Linked DNA regions of Mus musculus: regions 1 and 3 are each linked to region 2. A link is a loop called in an ENCODE intact Hi-C map of the cell type or tissue named here. Cell type or tissue: heart. All regions are shown on one strand.

The links. Peaks named below come from ENCODE experiments on the same cell type or tissue, not always from the same donor. Only the 100,000 strongest peaks of a DNase experiment are listed, where the experiment ranks them.
Region 1: a loop joins it to region 2, with 2.4 times the contacts of the local background. A loop is called at or near these places in 4 of 42 quality-filtered maps.
Region 3: it touches region 2 in a loop (2.0-fold over the local background); 5 of 42 quality-filtered maps call a loop at or near these places.

What each region holds. Positions count from the first base shown.
Region 1 is chr7:135,944,149-135,952,148 of GRCm38, reverse strand. No RefSeq gene overlaps it. Among named protein-coding and RNA genes, the nearest start is that of 6330420H09Rik, 94 kb to the right of the region's middle. In heart, a CTCF peak has its summit at 4,710; no DNase peak of the experiment used is centred here.
Region 2 is chr7:135,848,863-135,856,862 of GRCm38, reverse strand. It overlaps 6330420H09Rik (RIKEN cDNA 6330420H09 gene), which reads right to left and starts at 2,744. Exons shown (of 2, transcript NR_166518.1): 1 at 2,673-2,744; 2 at 887-1,959. In heart, a CTCF peak has its summit at 3,246; no DNase peak of the experiment used is centred here; H3K4me3 peaks cover 729 bases; H3K27ac peaks cover 384 bases; H3K27me3 peaks cover 4,983 bases.
Region 3 is chr7:135,933,860-135,941,859 of GRCm38, reverse strand. No RefSeq gene overlaps it. Among named protein-coding and RNA genes, the nearest start is that of 6330420H09Rik, 84 kb to the right of the region's middle. In heart, no CTCF peak of the experiment used is centred here; no DNase peak of the experiment used is centred here.

The sequences.
Region 1 (8,000 bases), 95 kb before region 2:
TCTTCCTCTTCCCATGCCACCTGTCACTGTGGCTCTCTGTCTCACTCGTTCAACCTCTCTGATTAGCTTGTTCCTCTTCTGCTCTCTCAAGCAAGGCCCTCGTTCTAATATAGCCCCTCTCTCGTGGAAGCTGTGGGATAGCTCAGACCTTTTCTGGTTTTGATACTTTGATCAAGTGCCTTCCTCTTAGGTGTGATTGAAATGAGACCCACAGAGAAGAGACAGGCAGTTTGAGGAAAAAGACATGTTGAACACAGACCCCCTAACTTCTGCTCCATGGAGATCTCTTCCTGAAACTCTTGGCACTTTTTAAAACAAGAGCTGTTTTCTAGGGCTGAAGAAATGGCTTGGTGTTTAAGAGCACTATTGCTCTTGCAGAGGACTTTAGTCTAGTCCCCTGTATCACATCAAATGGCTCTCAACCTGAAGTAGGAGGGCTACCAATTAAAGTCCTGACTATACAATTTAATAAGATCCTATCTCAAAATTTAAAAATTTAAATAATAAAGCTATAGGACGGAGGTAGGCCAGTTGTTTGCCATGTCTGTGGTCCATGATTTAATCCCCAGTGCCATCAAAAAAGTAAAGTCCTGAGTCCAGTTGGCCTTTGATTTCTCTTCTGCTAGATTAAATGTCTATCTTTCAAAGGTTTAGAATCACTGGAGGAATGAAAAATTCCTCAAACTAATTAACATATTTCCATCTCACATCTGAAAGTCAAAAGTCTTAGGCTTCATATAATTAACAGCAGGCTTTAAATATACATTGTAAATTAAAGATAGTCATTCCCAGAGTTCAGGTGTTATAAGGAAAATAAAGACTGTTCAAGAACAATGGCTAAATTACTGTGACGCAGTCTGTCACTGAAAACAATAAAAATTTATTACAAACACAAACCAGAGAAATCAAACAGTACCAGGAAGCCCCAAAATGTCTGTGTGGAAATAGAGTCTCACAGGACCTTGAAGCTGTTTGCTGATCCCACATTCCTGGATTTGGCAAATATATACACCAAAAAAGTCCTTTCCTCTCTCCTCATTCTCAAGGTACCAGAGGGAAGCACCTCTTGGAACTGATCAGACAAGACAATGGGTAGAAAAAGATTCCAGGCACTCAGAAGCTGTGGTCTCAGGAAATCCTTGGTCAGAAGATGATCTCCAGGCTTATGGGGTCTTTTGGTTGGGAGGCTCCAGTTTAAAGGGGTAGATTGAGCTGGGACCTGATGGAACTGAAAGATGGCCCGAACCTTTCCAGAATGTCAAAGAAGTACAGTGCTTTAAGGTAAATGCTCAAAGGTCACCCCTTTGCTATGCGGCAATCCCAGGCACCAGTGACAGATGATCAGACACCTTGAGTGCTAGGGTTAAGAGGTGAAGTACATGCTTGATAATGTGAAGGAGACAGAATATTGCAAGAGACAGTAGGCAGAAGGGGGACTGAAAGAGCATCTAGAAACAAAAATGCAGGAACCGAAAATGTAACACAATAGACACACTTAGCAGTCGGGTGCACACCGAAGAGTCAGTGGATGAGACCAGCAAGTCTGAGTGAGCAAGGAAAAGGACAAGAAACAAGCAGAATACAACTAAGTAAACAATGGTGGGCAGCTCACAGGAGTCAGCTCAGAGCTTGAGTACTCTGGGAAGGCCTCGCACATCTGCTCAGAGTCCCTGAAGCAAATGGAAAACTGTCAAATAGGAAAGATGGGAAGGCATCATGAATAAGGAATTTCAAGACAAAATCAACAGGCCAGTACTAGTTCCCACCGTTGGGAAAGGTCAAGATGGTCCCCACCCCCAACCCCCTAATAAAACAAAAAGCTTCAGCATGCTGTGGGGAAACTGAACGTGATCACAAGGACTCCAAAGGCACTGAAAGATTCTCTCCCTTTGGGGAGGCCTTCAGTGCATGAGTGAATCACTGGGAAAATTACAGAGACTGTAGTGCAATTATGGTTTGAAGTGACCCTCAGGCTCAAGGGTTGAAGACTTAGTCACCCCCTGATGATCCTATGGAACCTGGGAGGTGGGGCCTGGCTGTAGGAAGTAGGCCACAAGGGCCAGTCCTTGGCTACTTCCTGTTGTTCTCTAATTCCCCTCCCTGATAAGAACGAAGGCATTGCCCATTGTCTTCCCAAGAACCATGGAACCAAAATAAATCTCAGCACTGAGAAGACTGACAAGCCGACCCCTAGAGCACGGTGACCAATCAGCCTGGCCTACTTGGTAATTTCCAAGGAAATAAAAACAAGGTGACTCAAAAACAAACAAACAAACAAACAAGGTGAACAGTGCATAAGGAAGAATAGTTGAGGATGACTTCTGGCCTGCATCTGCATTAGCACACGCATGGATGCTCACTGTGTGTGCATCTGTGTATACATGAGTATACGCACAAGAATATCCAGAAAGGAGAGCCTGGAGGGTTTTCTGTGCGAGGTACAGAGCTTTACCCACGCAAGCGGGTAAAATGTAAAGAATTAAATTATTTGTGGCACATGGAGAGGGACCTACTGTTTCTCTTCTCTTATTTGTCACAGTGGATGTGTTTAACTTGTGCAACTCACAGGTGCCTGGGACGAGGACATGAGAAAATAATGGAAATGTCTGATTTCAGACATTTACCCAACATTGAAAATATTGGAGGCTTAATTAATCGCAGCGGTGTCTAGTTACATAAAAACATACGGACAGGGGTGTAAAAATCAGCCCTGAAACAGCTAGCAAGATATATAGTTACCAACCAAACACATTCTTGGGCTCCTCTGGGGTGTCACATCCAAGTGGTTTTTGTATGTTATGTTCAATGTGGAAGGTGTCATGATCCAGAACTCAACTTGGTCATGATCCCATTTTGGCATCTTAAAACATAAATGCTATTATCTAATGTTTTGGCATTGTTAGAATTTTCTACAGTGAGATTTATGGTCTGAAGTAGTATTTTTCATACCAATATCCAAGGCACATGGATATAAGTTGTACTTCATAAGTTACTTGAGCCTTTTCATTTTCTACCTTTTTCTGTTATCATTGGGCTGGAAATCTTTAAAAGTATATATTTTTACAATATTAAAACCTCTCCTTTCCTGTGATGATTGCCCATCAAAAGCCATTTCTAAGGAATAAAGTTTCGGGGTCTGGGGGGGCTGCTCTTTTTGCTGAAGCCTGCAAAATCCCCCTGGGCTTCTCAAATGCACTTCTGGGATTTCCCTACCACTCTTTTTCTTACAGAAACATAATTGGATTCTGATGCCACAGCTTAAAGAAATAATATACCTCAAGTCTACAAGCCTATTGTGCAACCAAAATCTTTATTTCTTTTTATTCTTTTAAGAACAGAATACAGAAAACATTTACTGTATAAGACATAGGAAGATATACACACACAAAAGGTTATATTGGGTATGTTGTTATTTCATGTTTTAAAATGACCTTAGTTGATGTTGTGTCTTGGAATCTCTTCAGGGACCTATGTTCCCCACTATCTGGATTTCACATTCCAGTGCAGTCCCTCACCTGACCCAGGACTGTAGGTGAGGCTTGAGACTTGCTCCTGACCAATCGAGGTTAGAGAAGCAAAGCCTTTTCCTCTTGAAAATGAAGGCCTTGTGTGGACCGCACAGCTCCCTCACTAGGAGATGTTCCCTTCCTGGTTTTGAGTAAGCAAGCTAGATGCTGGGCTACCTCATGGAGAAAAGTGTGAGTCAGGGACCTAGCCTCTAGCCCATAACCAAAGGGAAACTAGGCACCCAGTCCTATAGCTGCAGGGACACAACATTACCCACAAATACATGCTCCCGGGACAGAATCATCCCAGCTAGGCCTTCAGGTGAAAGCATGACTCTGGCACTAATAACACTGAGATTAAGGTTTGCAATAGACACAATTAAGCTGTGCCCAGCCCCCAAGTGACAGAAACTAATATGACAGAAACTGTGCCAAACTATGCAACTCAGTGATTGTCCTGTTTCACCAACCAGTTGATAATGTGCATGCTATTGGCCAAATGTGCCTGCTCTCCAGTGACAGACAACTACTTCACTGCTCCTATCCCTGAGTTCCACCCTAGTCCTTTGGTCCCTCTAACTGTGGCAGACTAAGCCTTACTATTTATGCAACCCTCTAGACTCAGACTGAGTCTGACACTGGTAAGGCTACACACTGTGTGGTGCCCTGTCTGATGAGAATGGTTTCCAGCAATATCTCCCTTCTCTGCAGTTGTCTGTCTATTTAACCACACTGCTACTATACAGGGGACTTCTATGTTTGGGGACACCTCTTCACACACTTCCATCACAGATCCTGTGTGGATTCCATGAGATTTGGGAAATGGCCATCACTGTTCTCATTTTTGACATGAGGGAATTAGCATCTAGGGACTTGCAGGAACCAGAGCTAATCAGTGTCTGGACCAAGAACTTCAGGCTACCTCTCCCCTCCCTGTGATCTGCTTGATTCCCCTTAGTGAGATAGTTTCTGGGAAGCCCAGCTCTGCATAAGCCTTGAGGCTGAAGAAGTTGTCAGTCAGGGACTAAATTGATCATCTGCTCTGTGTCCTCATAAGCACTCTGCACCCCAATCTATGCCTAAGGAGGGAGAGCAGCCAGGGTGTATCAGTTGGCCTCTTTACCCTCTAGCGTCCTATGTAGGTCATCCAATGAGGGGTACTTGCAGGAGAACTAGGGGACCAGAAAGGTTAGAGTGTATGTTTCATGCCTCCACTAGAGGTCTCAGGATGATTTTCCTCCCTGTACCGATAGCCGCAGCTTCACCCAGGCAGCCATATCCAGGATCAGGAGCCACTATCCTGAGCTAATTTAAGCTTATGCAAGTTGTAACCAAAACTTTCAGATCTCCCACTTCCAGATGTGTCAAGCTCAACATCCCCCAAATCTCCTGTATCCTACCAAGCTCTAGATACACAAAAACTCTGCTGGGCCAAACTTGGGGCCCAGCACCCATCCTGACAGCTCTGGAGGCCCACAATGCTGGTCTGGAAACAGCAAGAATCACTTCTTGGGAAGTCTTGGTTGCCATTGAGAGCATCTACCGCCTGCCCTCGTCCAGTCACCATCCATGGTTCTGAAGCTTGGTGCCATCCACCTCCAATACATCTGCATCTTCTCCCAAGAGAACCACAAAATATCAAAGTGGCCTCATGATCTGGTTGTACACGAGGGGCCATCTGCTTCACTCTTACTCTTGGATGACTAACACTGTATCAGTCATGATGATCTGCCTAAGCCCCCTCGTGTAGCTCCCACCCATCCCAGGAAGCAAGTGTAATCTCCACGAAGAACTAGTTGCACAATGATGGCAAAGCAGTATTGAGAATATCGTTAAAGTCAATGGCCCAGTCCATTAGCAGTTTAAACACATCTTACACTCACGTGATGATAGTCAGTGGAATTCTGGTGATGTAGGACAAGTGAGAGCATCTATAAAGTCAGCTAGTACTGCCTCACTTAGCCCCTCTACTGTAACCCGCAAGCTGGGCTGTACCACACAGGTGTCTATATGGATGAACTCCAACAACATGCCACAGCAGGCCACAGCAGCCAAGCCCCGAGCTTGGGCAAGTTCCCCACATATACAGCAGAGATTTTTAAATAAACCCAAGTAGAGTCAACAAATACAGTGATTCCCGCTGCTCTGCGGAGACACCTGTTCTTTCCAGCACAGCTTAGCAAGCCAAGTGCAGATTCTCAGCCAGCATAGGAAGGGATTGAAACTTGACACAATGGATTTACATTTGCTTGGCTCCATCATGAGGCCAAACAGAATCTGACTGGAGGCCCTGTGGTCTCTGGTCCCGGTGGGTTGTGGGGACACAGCCTTACTCACTGAAATTGGCAGGAAAAATGGCAGGCATGAGGACGTGACACCACTGAGTTACTCAGAGAGAGATGAATCACTCCAGATGGTGGAGAATGGCTTTGAGTCTTGACAAATGTGCCTGTTCTTAGAAAGCAATACTCTCTTCCTGTGGTTCCTGACAGTCACAGGCAAGCCTAGAGGGTGCTGACTTCATTCCTCCTAACCTGGATACCATCCTTCCATGATTTCATGACCCACCCCTCAAGAAGGGTGCTGCAGACCCATCCCTCAAGAAGGGGTGTTTCATTCATTTTGAGAAATAGTAAAAGTTCCAGCCCAAACTGAGTATATCAAGCACTGCCAGTTCAAGAATTCCTCACTTTCATGGATTAAAGTACTGCCTTTTCAAGACTAGACTTGGTTCATTACAGCTTACGTTACCCTTAGATGTGTGTGCTGGTTGGTTTGAGCAGACAGTTAACACAATGTAGAATTGCCTGAGAAGGGAGTCTTAACTGAAAGTCTGCCTAGATCAGATTAGTCTGTGAGCATGTCTACAGGAAATTCTTTTGATTGTTAATTGACCCTGCCCTAGAGTGTGAGCAGGCTCAGAAGCGCATAGCCTTGACATCTAAATCTGCCATCTTTGACTCCTTGTCTCCTTCCATTTAACCTTGACACCCTACCCACACCCCCACCCCCAGATGACCCTTAGTGATGCTCTGGTGAACACCTCATCTGGTGACCACACATAGGCACCTTAGCATCTTCCCAGGATTGCTACATTTGAAAATTACCCATTGATGCTCTCATAAGCCATTTGAAGGTTGGCTCTTTGTCATTCCAGACCTGCTCACTTGCTACCAACAGCTTCTTTCCCTAAAGGTTGATATGAAGAAGGCCAAATGAGTTGGTCAAATGTATCCTTAGTATAATAGTTAATCTTCATTGTCAGTTTGACTGGATTTAGAATCACCATGGAGAAACATATCTGGGTTTGTCTGCATGGCCTTCTGAAAGGATTCTCCTGAGGAGGGAAGACCCACCTGAAAGTGGTGACATCTGTCTTCTGGTTGTGTGTCTGCTGTTGTGACAAACTTCCTGACAAAAAGTAACATATTTAAGGAAAGTATTTATTTGTCTTACAATTCCAAGTTTTGGTCCATTGTTTCCATGGAAGCCAAGGCAGAAACTCAAGCCGCTGGTCACATCACACCCTTAGCCAAGAGCAGAGAGCAAATGCATCCTTGCTTACTCTCTGTTTTCTTCTTTCTTATACTTCTCTGGATCCCTTTCCTAGACCAGTCACCATGGTATGAGTTCCTGTACCAAAATCAAGACAGTTTCCCACAGATGTGCCCAAAGGCTAACCTAATCTAAATAGTTTCTAATTAAGACTCTCTTCCCAAATGATTCTTGGTTGTGTCAAGCTGACAATTAAAACTAGCCAGGATGCCCTTCCATGCAATAGGGATCCCTAACTAAATAATAATGAAAGGCAGGAAAGCAAGCTGAGTACCAGCATCCATCTCTCTCTGCTTCTGGCTGTGGATGGAATATGACCAGCTGCCTCATGCTCCTGTGGTCATGGCTCTCCTCCCATGATGGACAGGCCTTTGAACCATAAATCAAAACGAACTCTTTCTTCCCTCCTTAGCTTGCTTTTGTCACAGCAGTGAGGAAAGTATGGTTGGCAGAGGCAAATTCTTCACAGTTAACACACACGTCCCTGTGATGTGTCCTTAGAAGCCATAGCCTTCAGTTAGGTGCTGTCAGCTCTGAGCCAATTTGTGAAACCCTTCTGAGAGTCCAGAAGCACCATCTCTGACTCTGCAGTTGAAAATGCAGTGTGTTTAGGAGTTAGTTTCCCGGCCATGTTTCTTCTGCCTGAGAGTAAGTTATATTTTCTTGTCCATCTCCCCCATACCTAGGCCATGCAGGCATTCAGATGGTATGTTGGAATAAGAGGCCTCAACTTACAAGGTGTTATAGTTTCATGTATTTCAACATTTGGTCCCCAAGTGATGACACTACCTTGATTGGTCATAAATCCTTTTAGAGGCATAGGGGCTGGGGGGGGGGTGTCTTGCTACAGGAAGAGGATCACTGGGAGAGTACCTTGACTTTTATAACCCAGCCCTACTTTCCCTTAACCACTTTCTGCTTTCTGGTCCAAAGAGATTA
Region 2 (8,000 bases):
TGACACATGAAATTTCATATATGAAATTCAAATTTCAGTGTCCATAAATAAAGTTTGGTAGGAACACAGGCACGTTCATTTATCAAATGTTGCTGATGGAAGCCTTCTCTTGCCAACATATGAATTGAGTAGTTGGAGCTGAGACAGCAGCAATAGTGGAGCCCGAGAACCCAAGGGACTTGCTCTTTTTTTCTTTTTTTTTTTTTTTTCTTTTTCTTTTGAAAGACAGGATCTCATGTAGCCCAAACTGTCTTCCTGGAGCTTACTCTACAGCTCACAGTGGACTGGAAATCCTGATCTTCTTGCCGCCCGCTGTCTGTGTCCCTAAGCCTGGCTTTTGTCGGTGTCTTTACAGAAAAGGTTGTGACCCTGAAACCCTGAGTTCTGACATTTAAAGAACCTTCCCAAGTATCACTGAGACCTAAAGACAGCACTAGCTCCTTACGCACACAGGACAAGAGTGGCTGTCCGGTGGACAAAGATATGGATATCACTGTCAATGGAGTCAGAGGACTTCTAGTATTTTTCTACACCACGTATTGTTCAGACAGGTAATTAATTTGCACATGTACACACATATACACTTCTGGTTTTAAGATTTATTTTAATTTCTCTTGTGTGTGTGTGTGTGTGTGTGTGTGCCTGTGGATATGTACTTGTTCCATGTGTATGTAGGTACGGGGGGGGGGGTGCAGAAGGGATTGTCAGATTTCAGAGTTCTGGGAAATGAACCTAGGTCCTTTTCAAAAGCAACAAATGTTCTTAACTGCTGAGCCATCTCCCCAGCCCCGGCACCTACCCTTTAGTACTAAAGAAAACAAAAGGTATTTGGTGGCTTCCAAAATTTAAATTATATTTAGATTAGGAATGATATTAGAAACAGCAACAGGATCTGATATTTTTATTCTGTGGATCATACCACCATGTAGAACTGTATTCTTTTGTCGCCTATGCATTCATTATGGAGGGAACTGTTTCAGTTTTTGTTTTTGTTTTGAGACAGGGCCTCAAATAACCCAGGCTGGTACTGAGCTTCCTAAGTACCTTGAACTCCTGCTTCACCTCCCAAGTGCTGAGATCTCAAGCGTGTGCCATACTGGGCATTTTGGAACTTCAGCATCAGATAAGGACAACCCCAAAGTCACTTTGTATGGAAAAAATAATAATTATTATTTGTTGGGAGCAGGAAACCAAGAAGGAGGGAGCTCAGCAGAGCTCCAGATATCCAAGAATCCACCAAAGAAACATCTGAGGAGGAAAGAGTACTTTAAAACAAAGAAAAATCCCTTTCTCACTGGACTCAGGGAAGTCCAAGACTCATTTCTTAAAACCTTTACATCTTATCATTCGACTGTTACCCTGGGATTGCCAAATGAAATGCCCAGGGATCAGACCCAGGCAGACAGTGAGGTCAGAAGTTATTCTCTTCTGTGAAGAGTACAAAAGACATTTTGTAAAAGCCAGGCCCAAAGAAGGAAAAGAAAGAAGTCATGCAGAGAGGCAACACATACAGAGACGTGCTTCATGCAAAATTTCAAATGGCTTGGTGACAGCTCTGAGAACCTGTCTGGGGATAATTTTATGGAAAAGCAGTCACAATGATATCAATTAGGAGAGCAAGAAGGATGCCTGCTCTGTCATTTCGGTGGGAGAATGGCTGTTGATTTTCCTTGGCATGCTCCTCACAGGCACTTTGAAGACCTTTCAGCTGAGAAGGGAAATCCACACAGTGACAGGTCCCCCACATGTTTCTCCCAGCGGTTACAACTCCATCTTTCATCCTTTGCTAAGTGGGGCGCTCAGAACATGTGTCAGTGCCGGCTGTGTCTCCTTTGAGGCCCCTTGGGTATCCTCGGGGTATCACTGAGCACAGCCCAGCATCCCCTTTCTTTGGCTTCCGGTTCCTCATCCATACAGTGGGAAGCCTTGCCTTCTCCGTGGAGCTTGGCCAAAAGAAAGCTGAAAAAACAAAACAAAACATACAAAAACCCGGAAAACAAAAAACAAGCAAACAAACAAAAAAACAAAAAACAAAAACACCCAAAGTCTAAAGCACCAATCAGGAAGATTCCGTTAGTCTCTGAGTTACAACTGAAAGGCCAGGTGGGTCAGAAAGTACATCTGTGCGAGAGAGCGAGTCCACAGTCACACAAGGTCACTCAAAATACATTTGCTACCTGGAAGGTAGGGAGTGACTGCGGTCCCCATACAAGCAGACCAAGTGCCTTTTCTAGCTACCAATATCCAAGGAAAACGTGAACAACCTAGAATCAACTGCCGTCTCAAACCAGAGGGGGGCGGGGGGAATGCCCACAACTCAATTAAACTATATCGGCACAATCCCCAAGATAAAACCAGATAGAAAAAAATTAGGGGTGGAGGGACAAATGTAGAATGCCGCATCTGTTTCTCAGGCCCCTCGGTACTAGAAGATCTGGCTGTGGTCTTCACTTTGTGCAGCAGAAGAGGGCAAACCTGCCTGCAAGTTGAAGCTCCCACGGGCAAGAGCAAGTGTCTTCACCGGTAAGTGCTGTTGTGGGCTGGTGGGGGCTAATACGCTATGAATAGAGATGTTTTAAATGTATTAAACATTGCCCCCCTCCTTTTTTTCCCCAAGATTACACTGACAGAGCCTTCCTTAAACATTATTTGAATAAAGCCTCATTACTCACAGTCCAAAGAAGTTCATTAGGAAGAGATGGCTTTGGAAAGGAATCAAGAAGCTTGCCTTTCTTCTCAGCAGTGAATTACATTAGCTACTTCCCAGTTATTTAAACCTTGAAATAAAAGATGTAAACGCCGCAGTGACATCTTAAGATCATTGCGGAGGCCGGTCTTGCATGCACAAAAATGCCCAGCTGGTCTACAGATAAAACAGATTGATAATTAGTTGCAAAATGTAACATTTCATCAAGAATATTTTGAATAATCCAATTTATCTTTGTCAGATATGCAGCACATATTTTTCTGGGGAGCAGCTTTGTTCTTTAACATAATATTATAATTTCAGGCTGCTAATGAAGGCGCCCGCCGGCCGGCCGGGCCTTGATGTGTGGCGTGGCGGGGAGCGCGCCGCGGCCCGGGGACCGGTGCGCCTGAGCTCGCCGCGCCCCGCTGCCGCCACCTGCCCGCCACAGTGTGGGCTGCGAGCTGCGGGCCTCGGGCCGCGGGCGATCAAAGGGCCGGCGGGCAGCGGGGAGGGCGCCCCTGGCGGGCAGAGCGGGCGGCGGCGGGCGGGGGGCTCCACCGACTTGGCTTCTAATTAACCGATGGAAAGGCGCCCTGGCAGCCCGGGTGGTGATCACAGAGGCAGGCATAGTTTGGTGCAAGCTAGCAGGACCCGGGGCTGTCCCTGCTGGGGTCTACTTGAAGAGGGAGGGGCAAGGACAGTTTGCTGATCATAGGACTCTCGGATGCAACTTGCTTCAAAAATACAGCCATCATGAATTCCCAATGCCTGTGACACCTAGGGTCCACATGCTGGTCCAGCCTTTGAGGTGTGGGGCATGGTTCCTGCTTGAAACCCCACATGAGAGAGAGTAACCATGCTCCCTTGTGGAGGCCCAGGCCTGTGCAAGAGGGAGTCTCCCCTTAACTGTGAAAGACCCCCTTGCTATTCTAAAGACCTTGGTTGTAGTGTCCAGAAATGAACTCAGACAGGCCTTTCTCCAGGGATCTTATTTCCCACAATTCCACCCGCGTGGCCAGAGGCCAGGTCTATACTGACTCAATTTGAAAGCCCCATTCCAAAAGATGCTGAAACTGGCAAGGCAGAGCAAACCTTCCTCTTAAGAATGTCCTTACCTATATTTGCTCAAATGGATCCCAGGTACAAACTCTGTGTGCAAAACCTTTATATCTCTTAGAAGTTATCATTTTAACTGCATGTGCAAGCCTGTTGCAGTTGGGCAATATTTTGTATTTTCTGTCTTAACACCAAAAATGAAGTCTCATAGCTCAGAAATTGGTTAATAACCTGTTCTGATACCCAAACTCCCCTGAGCAGTGTGTAATGGGCATTCATTAATGTGGCTCGTCTCTGTCCCCTGTGGTCTTCAGCCAGCCCAGAGGAGACCTGGCCCATGACCTTGGTGTCTTCATGGAGGCTAGAACGGGTGGCAGTGACTAAACCCACGATGTCTCAGGCAGCTCTTAGTTCAGCCAGAAAACCCAGCATGAGCTGAGAAATTCTTCAGATGGAAGCTTGAGTCTGGAAAGGGAGGAGACCTTCACTGTGGTCATAAGTTTTGCTTGTAGGAAAATGTCAAAGACTCAGCCACTAAGGACCTGCAGAATGGGGGAGAGACCTTTAAGGCTGGTCTCCCTTTTCTTTTCTTTTCTTTTGTTGCTTTTGTGTCACAGCAGGGGATTTAAAAGGCTTCTCTGTGGGTGTCCCATCCCGTGTGGAGGAATGTGTCATTCCAGGCTTGTGTGAGAACCAGGTACAGCTCAGAATGTACACAGCTGCCAGGCCCATTGGGATCAGGGAAGAGGGACCACAGAGACCAAGGCTACACATATCCTACAGATTAGAACCCAGCTCGATAAAATCTGTGTGAGTCTCTGCAAGCAAGTAAGCACTTGCCCTTCTCTTTCCCTAGTCTTTGAATGCACTCTGGCATCTCTGTGACCACAGGACCTGATACCCAGGAGAGCCTGATGCTTGTTGCAGGGTGAGTTTGAATAGCCTTATGGGTACTGGGTAAAAATGAGCTTTCATTCTTGAACACACACACACACACATGTTTAGGAAGAAGTTTTGTGTCAGTATGACCCTCCTTTTTAGTAAATGTCTACTATGCCCCTAAATAAAAGGTCTCTTCTATAGATGCCTCCTTGGGACCCCAGTGACTCCCTGTCTCCTGCATCTTACCTTCTTCTTGGGTCCCCCCAAAAAATGAAGTTAGGGTTAGATAAACGAAGCCATGTGCTGTGGTCAGGATATGGTTTGTCCCTGCCAAAATTCACATGGAGGCTTAATTCCCCAGTGTGAGAGCATGAGGCAATGGAGTCTTTAAAACTCATTTGGGTTCATGAATTGAGGAGCCTTCCCTCATGATGGATTAATGATCCTCTCCAGAGATAGGGTTAGTTCTCTCAAGACTGAATAGGAATGGATTGTCATAAAGAGTTTGGCTTCCTCTACTGGCCCTCTTTTTTACTCTCTCTCTCTCTCTCTCTCTCTCTCTCTCTCTGATATACAGATACACATACACACATGCACACACACTCACATACATACTCACACACATATACATACATACACACTCACACATACACACATGCTTACCTACTCACACATACTCTCACATACTCACACATACACACACACATTCACACAGACCTGCACACATATTCCTGCACACTCACACACATCTGCATACACACACACACATACACACACACACACACCATCACCACCACCATCACCACCACCACCACCACCACCACTACCACCACCACCACCACTACCTTTAAACCTCGCTTTCACACAGATGCTGGGATAAGAACCCAAACCTGTACATTAAGCACTTTACTCACAGAGCCATCTCCCCAGCACTGATATTTTTTTAATGTGAGCTAAAATGAAAATATTACTTTTGGAGATCCCAAGAAAGTTTTAGTACAGATCTTGAAAGGTCTAATATGAGAATACTAAATTCTTCCTTAAGGTTAGTAATTGTGTCTGTTTCCCTTTCTAGGCACAAATTTCCTCCAAGACGATGGGATGGCTTGATATACTTCTGTCAGGAGTACCCACAAACCTTTACTGTATAAAAAAATAGTCTCAGGATACCTCCTGCCTAATGTGAGGATGCCTCAAATGCGGCCACTGATGGGCATTCCTCAAACATAAAAAGACGAGCTGGCAGGTGCCTCCAGAGTCCCTGCCTCTGAGTCATCCCCCCCCCCCTTCTCTTAGGATCACACTCCCTTCATGGCAAAGACTGAGAACACTTAAATATGTTGGCGTTGTTTATAAAATTGTCACTCAGTTGGCCAATAACATAGGAGAGGCTGGTGAAGGTCGAAGTTCCTTGAAAAGCTTTGAGAATGTTCAGCACTAGACTCGGTATGAGTGATGATTATGCAGGAAGACTCAAGAAATGCTTTGCATTGCCCTGTTACACAGGCCCCACCCTCCTCTGCACCTGGCCACGGGGCTTCCTGATCCAGAGCGTGGAGCGCGCTCCCCTTCTCGCCCTTCTGGTGAAATCCCATAGAGTTCTCAAGCTCCAGATCAGACTTCTGCACCCCTGGGGTGGCTTCTTCCTCTGCACCCCAAAGCAAGTTACACCAGGGGCTCCCCCTGAGCACAAGCAAACATCAGCTAGGTATCATCTAGGAGGCTGATGTGTGTCCCTCCGTCTCATGAATGAGATGGCTGTGTTTTGTGGAGATGAGGAAATACATCTGTTACGGTGGCCTCCCCGGCACCTGCCAACATCATACACAGGCAGTCCCCAAATTTGCTGGATGGGAAAATACAGAGCGTAAGTGGGGAGAGGAAAGGAGAGAAGAAGGGAATTTGTTTCTGTCTGCCCATCCATCTGTCCGTCTGTCTCTGTACGAGTATGCACATGTACATGCTGGTGTGCACAGAGGCCAGAAGAAGACATTAGATTCCCTGGAGCTGGAGTTCTAGGAAGTTGTGAGCTACCCCATGTGAGTGCAGAAAACTAAACGCTGGTCTTCTACAAGACCGATAAGAGAGCCCTTAACCACTGAGCCCTCTCTCTAGCCCTGGTTCTGTTTGGGTTTTTCAAGACAGGGTTTCTCTGTGTAGCCCTGGCTATCCTGGAATTCACTCTGTAGACCATGCTGGCCTTGAACTCAGAAATCTGCCTGCCTCTGCCTCCCAAGTGCTGGGATTAAAGGCATATACCACCACTGCTCCGCCCTGGTTCTATTTAATTTTTGCAAGTTCATGACTGTGAAGGGCTTTATATTAATTTTTAAGTCTTTAATCTTATTAGAGGCAATTTTTCATAAAATTTATTTATTTATTTATTTGAGTGTGTGGGTGTTTTGCTTACTTGTATGTCTGAGCACCACATGTATGCAGCACCCATGGGTGCCAGAAGAGGATGTCAGAGCCTTTGGGACTGTAGTTACAGGTGGCTATATACTGTCATGAGGGTGCTGGGCAGGGACAAGTATCATTGACCACTGAGCCATCTTCTCTAGTCCCCAAAATTTACTTATAAGATGAAGACATTTTAGATTTCTCTATCCCTTATCCCCAATTACCCAACATTTAAAGCCTAAATCCAAATGTCTAAGCTTGAAACTCTAAGAATGCAGGCCAATAACCCTTCTAGGGACAAGGTAGGAGCTTGGGCAATCTGGGCATAGATAGAACAGTGGGTGTTGTAGGTCGTCTCCAAGTTCAGAAAGGGAGGAGAAGAGGAGAGAGGACAGCATCTCAGTAGGAAGGTTCCTGGGAGAAGGACTAGATCAATATGAGCACTGACACCCCAGGCAGGGACCAGTTACAGGGGCAGAGACAAGCAAGGACTAGCTGGCCAGTACTGACCATGGACATCTGACAAACACACACACACACACACACACACACACACACACACACAGAGAGAGAGAGGCTTCAGGGCTGGCTGCACCCACTAAGCTTCATACTCTGACAACTCTAGGGCTCATCTCCTCCCCCTAGGCTCTCTTCAGCCCCAGTGGAGCTGAGATGCCCTGAATACTTAGCAGAGACACTGTAGACCTAACGGCTTCCATTTCCCATGGCCCTCCAAGGACCTCTGCAGTGAGGGCTTTCTCTCCTCCACACTCCCGTGGTTTTCCTTTCACTGTGCAAACCACAACTGGTGGTTTTCTGTGCCACCCTTCCTTATTTCACTTCCCAGCTCTCCCAATCAACTGTGAATTCAAAATGGGCAGAGCCCATGTGTCTCTTCCCCACCGTTAGCGCACAGTAGGTGGTTAGGAACTGCTATCGGAAGGTACACATGTCTGCTTTACTGGCATCTGGC
Region 3 (8,000 bases), 85 kb before region 2:
ATTGCTCAATTAGCCAACTCAGAACTTTGAGAGTTCAGCCTTCAGTGGAGCCAACACCGTGACTTATGAAAGCCAGGGTTGAGTTTTTATTGGGGTAGAGATTTAACACTCTGACAACGTCCTAGGAAGGTGATGTGCCTCTCTGCCTCCACTGACTGGATCAGATCAATGACAGGATAAAACTCAACCTCTTTGCAATATGTATACCCCAAAATTGGCCTGGAAACTTGTCAGCAACAGATTTGGATGCTCTCAGCCCAAGATGAGTCTTGACTCAAGATTCAGCATTTCTAACCTGGGTAGAATTGATGTTGCTTGTCCTTAAATGTCAGTTTTACATCACACTCCAAATCATGGGTCTCTTGCATCCCAGAGCACCTACACTAAAGCCTTCTTTCAATCACTGTACTATACTAAACTGAACCAATGTGATCTCACAGTTCACAATGCCCAGACATTGTCCAGGGTTATTGTTTAGATTATTTTACTGTTGCACACAGCTGCCTCTTTCTATTCTTGCTTTTGCCCTTCTTGCCACTCAGAACTCCCCCAAGTGCCCTAGCTGTCTCTCTAGATCCTCATGCTGTTTACTAAGCTCACAGTGGGTGCCCTCTAACAACGAGACACAACAGTGTCTCTCCACGTCCCATACATTCCTTATATATAAAAAGCACTAACTGTGCATCACAAGGCCCCTTGGACACAGAATGACCCTCTCTAAGAAAGACTATACTTTGACTCCTTCTTGATTTTTCAAAGTAATATGGTTCAGAATCATCATGGAAAGAAACCTCTGCAATTGTCAGTTAGAGATTTTTCTTTTAAACTGGATTGATTGAGATGAGGAGACACCCCCTAAATATGGAAAGTTCCATTCTATAAGCTGGGCCCTAGACTGACTAAGGAAGGAAAGGAGAACCAAGTAACAGCACTCATGTATTTCTGCTTCCTGATTGAGGATGTGGAGAACCGAGTAACAGCACTCATGTATCTCTGCTTCCTGATTGAGGATGTAACATGAGCTGCCCCATGCCCCTACCACCTTGCATGCCCACTATGATGGGCTGGATTCCGTAGAACTGTGAGCCAAGGTAGACACTTTTTTCCCCTTAAGTTGTTTGTGCAACAAACAGCAAATGAGAAGCCATCATGCCAATAAGGAAATCAATACAACCTACTACCAATGTAGGCCTGAAGATGATGCAGAGGACTGCGTAGAAGACTGCACCGTCTTGCATACTATCTGGGATGTCAGGATCTTTTTGAAGCCTATTTCTTGCCTTCATGTAGATTTTAAAAAGTTGTCTAACTAGCACTCATAAACACCAAGGTATGTAATGCGTGTTCATTGTGCAAACTTTGAAGAGAACTATCAAAGACAACCGAAAAATCATCTGTAATTTCATAATCTTTCTCTTCACCCATATATATCTTGAGACCATGTAGCATGTATGACTTTGTATCTTTTATTTTCACTTGTCATGTGATCAATGTAGTTGTCCCATTGGAAACTCAGTAAATGTCATTTCCAATGGCTAGATAGTACTCTGATGTGGTTATTTGCCTTTTACTGGACATTTGGGTGTCTTTCTTTGACAGAAGGGTGTTCATGCTGGAGTGAACCCCTTTTCCACAGACATTTCTTTACAGTTCCATTCAGCTGACCTGGGTTTTGCTTCCCTTCCTTATTAGACCCTGATCACTTTCCTGGGGTGGCTTCACAGAAGTGAGAGAATGAGGTTCCATGCGTGCATTGTTCTTTAGAAAGTTGGACACAATTTCACATTCTTAACAGCAGCCCATGGAAAGTCTGACTCGGACCCCAGAACTTCAGAGGCACTGAGTTTTATGAGCTTTCATATTTTTAAAAACCATTTCCAAGACAGACACATATTATCCTTGTCAATAGTGATAGAGGTTTACTCTGTCCTTCCACTCTGGGAGAGCTTGTTTCTTCACCGGTGCTGCTGGAAGCAAGGTCTGCGAGCCCACTATGAAGGAGGAAAGAAGAGAAGCCAGCATCTTAGGACTGATTAGTTAGTGCAAAACAGGGGAGAAAATGGTCACAGGTGGGGATGGCAGGTGTGCCAGCCCAGGATACTTGGCAAAATATGACACACATTTGATGATGGGAAGGATAGCTTGCAGGCTCTGACCAGCCCCGTGCAACTCCGTTGTCCCTCCACAGCCCTGGCTTATTTCATTTTCATTTTCTCTGTTTACTTCTTGCTCTCTTCTCTGAAACTTGCATTGGTGACACTGACAGCAGATGCTGTGTGAAATTAGATGCCTGAGTGAGGCTCTAAAATTTCCTCAATAAACAAAGCCAGCAATTAGCTGTTTCAAAACACACCACCACCGTCAGATCTGAAAACAGATGCATGGCACCTTGAAAGGCAGCCGCCATACACAGAACTTTTGGCAAAGAGCCGGAAGCCACTCTCTAACTAGGCAGCAATTCAAAAATGTTATTGTTGTTGTTATTATTATTATTAATTAGTGCATACTAATTGCTTTCTAACTTTCTTTTCTGATTCAAAATTTTAAAATCCTCCTCTCCTCTTCTGGAGCCTCAAGGGAATAACCCTGGCAATCTGATTTTATAAGGAATGGACCAGTGTAGAGAAACACTAAGTATCCCAGCCAGGCTCCACCATGGTCCCCACCACTCCCAAGAGCAACCTCCCTGGTGATGAGTTTTGGGAAGACTTTGGCTTCAGGAAAACTGTTACTATGCCTCTAATACATCAAAGACAACTCAGTTTGCATTTCATCACTATAGAAGGATTAGCAGGCGGATGGCTCAGAAGCTGCAACCCAACTGAGTTGAAAAGCAGATAAACACCACAGGTTAGAACAAGAAGACAGATTGAGCCATCCTGGCTAGGAGAGAGCCTGTGTCCACCCAGAGCACCAGCAGAATATCAATGAAGGCCTGAGCCCAAGGCCTCTGCAGCCCCACCCTCGCCCTGTATCATTCTGACTTAGCTCCTGTCCTAGAAGCCAAAACTCACCAGTGGCAAAAAAAATACAGCATTTGTTTGACTCAGCCTCTCCAGGGTACTCTCTGGAGCTCAAAACAACAAACCTGGCTTAATCCTTCCAAAAAGAATCAGCCTTGAGAGAAAGAGAAGCTTCAAGACAATGACAAAAATAAAAATCAAACATACATGAACGCCAATTACCAAAAACGAACAGCCCAAAAATGCATGCTACACAGTCCTCTCGGGAGCCATCCTCCTGGGTAGGAGGAATTTAAGTCTTTCTCTCCGCTTTATTCAATTTAACTTGCCTTCCAGCTAAGGTCACTACTGGGCATCACTGTTGGACTGAATGAGGTCTGCGGAGGAACATGGTTGAATTGAGTTGAGTTCTGCTTTATTTGAACACAGCGTGTTCAGCTGGGCCTTCACATCTCAAAGACTGCACTGGCTTTCTAAGGTCTCACTGTCAGCATCCATTGGACTACTTAAAAACCAGCCTGTCATAGGAGAAGTCAATTGTGTCAGAAGGTTACATCATTTGACCAGGCTATGGTTTCCCTCAGACCATATCTGTTCCTGTTTGGGGAGGGGGGGGGGGTGGAAATCAGTCAAACTATATCACAAGTGAGCTATAAGACCTGGTATGTGAATGTGGGTGAAAGGGGTGGTCCATCCCTTCCAGAACAGAATCCAGCCACTGCAGAGAAGCAGGAAACATCACTTAGACCACACCTAGAAATGGGAGAGTATGCAGTGCCTGGTACTGTCCAGACCCACACCTATCTTTATTAAAGGAGCTGCTGCACACCATGGCAAGAAAGGATGGTAGAGGAAGAATGTTGGCATGCCAGACAAGTCAAGATCACCAAATGGCCTCACCAGACAGCTCTACAGAAGCAACTAGTCATGACAGACATGGCTTTGGCCCATCACTGTGGTATGTGCTCACTGTCTGAGTGAGAACTGCACCTTTTTCTGCTTAGAAAGGTCTCTGGAAAAAAAAAACTTTCAGAGACTTTTCATCTTTCCTGGGTGATTTCTAACTCATCTGCTGTCTAGCTTTATTAATTATTACTTGAACACTCTCTGCAATATTTTACAATTTGTCATCCCTAGAACTATGCTATTCCTCTTTGACTCACTCTCCATCCTTCTATTAGCAGTCATGCTCTGGTAGATAGCATAGACCACAACGGGCACTCAGAACCCAGAATCAAGCAAGATTCAGACCAAGTTCATGGTGGAGGGAAGTGACCCCGCCAAGAACTAATGATCTGAGACCCAGGCCATATTATCATCCATCTGTGTGTTCTGGTAGTGAAGGATTCTCTGTGAGTTGGTAGAAGTTAATGATGCTTAGGAAGACATGCTTTCACAGGACTGGATTTATGGTACGGTGAGTCACAGGTTTTACAGTGAACCTTGGGAAGAAGTGGTGCACTTCAGCTCATCCTAGTGTGAGCCAGATACTGCCCACTCTCAACCCTTTTCTGCATTCATGTTGCAGAAGGGGATGAACTTGGGTTGGACTAAATCAATGCATGAACCTGCCCTTGGGCTTCCCATGGGATCATTCAATGAGCCATTGAAAGGTGATCCAAGTCACAAGGCAGGTAAAGTCAGATAGAAACAAGCATGGCTCCAGCTCTAGCTTTGCCAGGTCTTCTGGGCTGGTAGACTGTACTGTTGGGGGACCTTATCATACAGATAACAACTTCCTGGTTATGTAAATACCTGCCTCACTATTATCTCCTCAAGGAAAGTGATATTCTGCCTCTGAATTCCTTATTCCTTGTCCATACCTGTTTGTACAGTATCTTTACTACAACACCTGAGTGTGCACCTTATCTCTTGCTAGCACCCTGACTTAATGCCAGTTTAGCCAGCAGTGTCTTAAACATATTCAGTGTAGACTTGATCATATCATCCTAGAAATCTCAAGCCAGAAAGCTCTGTTTCCTGTCCAGAGGGATTGTCCTTGGCCTCGCTGCTTTGACCTGCTCCAGAGATCTGACATTTGCTCCTGGCACACAGGTTCACAGATACCATAGGCCTCATATAATCTTGATATTTATTGTTGTGTTCCACCAAGTCTACATGGAAACGCATGCACCTACTTGCAAAACACCAATGATAAAATAAATGTGAGACAAAGCCAAGTGTTGTCAAGGACACAGAGTACTGGGAATTATTCGCACACTGTATGTTTAGGCAATCACATTGGTAAGAGCTTATGGGTATAGCTTCCAACATTTGTAGGAGACACAATCAACCCGATCCTTTGGCTGTTAAAATCTTCCCTCCTCTTTTTTTGCAATGACCCCTGAGTCTTAGGTGTGAGAGATGTATTATAGATGTACCACTTGGTACTGGGCTCCACAACTCTGCATTTTGTTTTCTATACTGTTCTCTCTCTCTCTCTCTCTCTCTCTCTCTCTCTCTCTCTCTCTCTCTCTCTCTCTCGCTCTCTCTCTCTCTCTCTCCTCCCTCTCCCTCTCCCTCCCTCTCCCTCTCTCTCTCTTCTCCCCCATCCCCCTCTCCCCCTCTCCCTCTCCCCCTCTCCCTCTCCCCCTACCTCTCCCTCTCTCTCTCCCTCTCCCCCTACCTCTCTCTCTCTCTCACACACACACACAAAGAATAGTAAACTTACCTGGATATATAATGACAAACATTTAGAATTAGATAGGGATAATCTGGTCTCATAAATTGGTGGCTATAAGTTCTCTTCCAAAATCCATAACTTTACTACCGCTGGGTAGCTGGCTAGATTTCCAGTACCAAGCATAATTTCCCCCTTGTTAGGCAGGTCTTAAGCCCATTATAGAGCTCTGAGTTACCACCAAGGTATGCATGCCACTGCTGTACCCTTTCTGATACTAAGCAAGTCACTCTTGTGGTTGATAGATGTCATAGCTAGGTAGACTGATGGCTGCTTCCCTCCTTTTGAAGTTTGCCTTCTGGAGTCATAAGAGATAGTACCATGAGAGGTAGTCCTCAGGGAGGAAGCTTTCAAGTCAGTTCCAGCAAAGTGGCCTCTGGACCCAGTATCTGAAGTATATGCTATCTTCAGCCCAAGGGACTTCTACCTCTGTTGGGAAACCAAGGCCAATAGCAATAGCCAGTACTGTTTCAGGAGTCTTTTGGGAAAGCCTGACCAACAATTCAAAGGAAGGATCCTCATATCTGTTTTTGTTAGATCATCTTTGACTCTTGGAAGGAGAATTGTCAACCCAGACAGGAAATTTTCATTTAAGGTATATATGTATATCTATATTTGTCTATACTCAGATTTATGTTTATTATTGATTTTTAATGATTCTTTATGACTTTTTCAACATTCTTGCTGGTTTTTTTTAATTAGAAAATGACTTCCACTTGTGTTTTCCATCAATATGTGCTCAGCACTGAGTCCCACAAGGGACATCAAGGGCCAACTCTACTTCCTGGTTAAAGAATTCAGAGCTAAGGCAGGATGTTCCAGACCTAGGGGTCATTGTTCCCGTTAGCTATCAGTCAAGGAAGTGCTCATTAAGATTAAGCATACACATACTGTTCTAGCCTGCTTTTTGTTTTTCTATAAACACCATAACCAAAAGTCACTTGGAGAGGAAAGGATTTATTTCATCTTAGAGGCTGCAGTCCATCAAGCAGAAACTCAAGACAGGAGCTTAAAGAAGAAACCATGGAGGAATGCTGGCTACTAGCTTGCTACTTCTGGCTTACCCATCTAGATTTCCTATACAGCTCAAGACCAGAGCCTAAGGATGGTACCACCCATAGTGGGCTGGGCACATCAATTAGCAATATGTGGTTTCCAAGCTAATCTGATATAGGCACTTCCTTATTTGAGGGTCCCTCCTCCCAGGGGACTCCAGGTTTGTGTTAAGTTGACAGCTGAAGCTAACAATGACATATATCAATGTGGAGAGCCGCAATAGCTTCCACCATTACAAGATGGCGCCGGCTTCCTCTGCGCCTGCAGGAATTTTCCAGTAAACAAGCATTGTGCGCATGTGTGAAAGAGTATTGGCGCCAAGTCACAGCCCATCCCAGGGCGTGTCAATGGGATCATGAGCAAGCAGCCAATCAGTGCGGTGTGGACACGCCGCTCTAAGGGGTATACAAGCAACGCCTGTTTGGGGCTCTGGGTCTTCCTCTTCATGCTGAAGCTAGCATAATAAAGCATTGCTGCAGAAGGATCCGGTTGTCCGCGTGTGTTCTTGCTGACAAGACGATAGCGTGCGCGGCATATCGATGCAAAGATTATTGTTAATCTGGAAATGTAGTGCTAAGGAGTTGCAGAAAATGCTGGCAGCTGGAGATGGCCTTTGAGAACTTCTGAGTACCTTTGTGCCAATAGTGATCATTTGGTAATGGAAAATGCCTCAGAATAAAAATAATGACCATTACCAAGAGGCACATTTCCCATGTTCTCATGACAATGTCACATTAGAAATTACTGCAAATATATAGCAAAGAGGTAACTTCTGGATGGTCAACTTGCTGAAATTCTGCAGCTGTCTGAAACTGTGTGTGGCTTATAAGAGTCATAGCAAGGCTTTTAATCATTTTCTCATGTTCAGGAAGAAAGCATATTATTTCAATGCTTCTATTCACAGATATTATTATAGAGCAGGAGGGTAGGTGGGTGTGATAGCACATACCTGCAGTCCCCACACTCACAAGACTGACAGAGAAAGATTGTGAGTTTGAAGCTAGCCTGTGCTACAGAGATGTTGCTTCAAAGGAAGAGGGAAAAGGAGAGAGGAAGAGAAAATGAAATAGCCAAAATGAACTCCAAGTAAGAAACAGTTTCCAAGTTATTATTGGGTATTATTTTAACAGTGAACAAAGTTGAACTAAAATGAAATTTCTATGCCCATCTTCCCAGTCAAAAGGTGTGCCCTCAATGGTCACAAACACCAGTAACTCCTCACTCTTCAGTAGGCTCTCTGCCTCCTCTCTTTTCTCAATGGGAACCTTCTTCCTGCCAGCCCCACCTACCTTAGGGGTGCT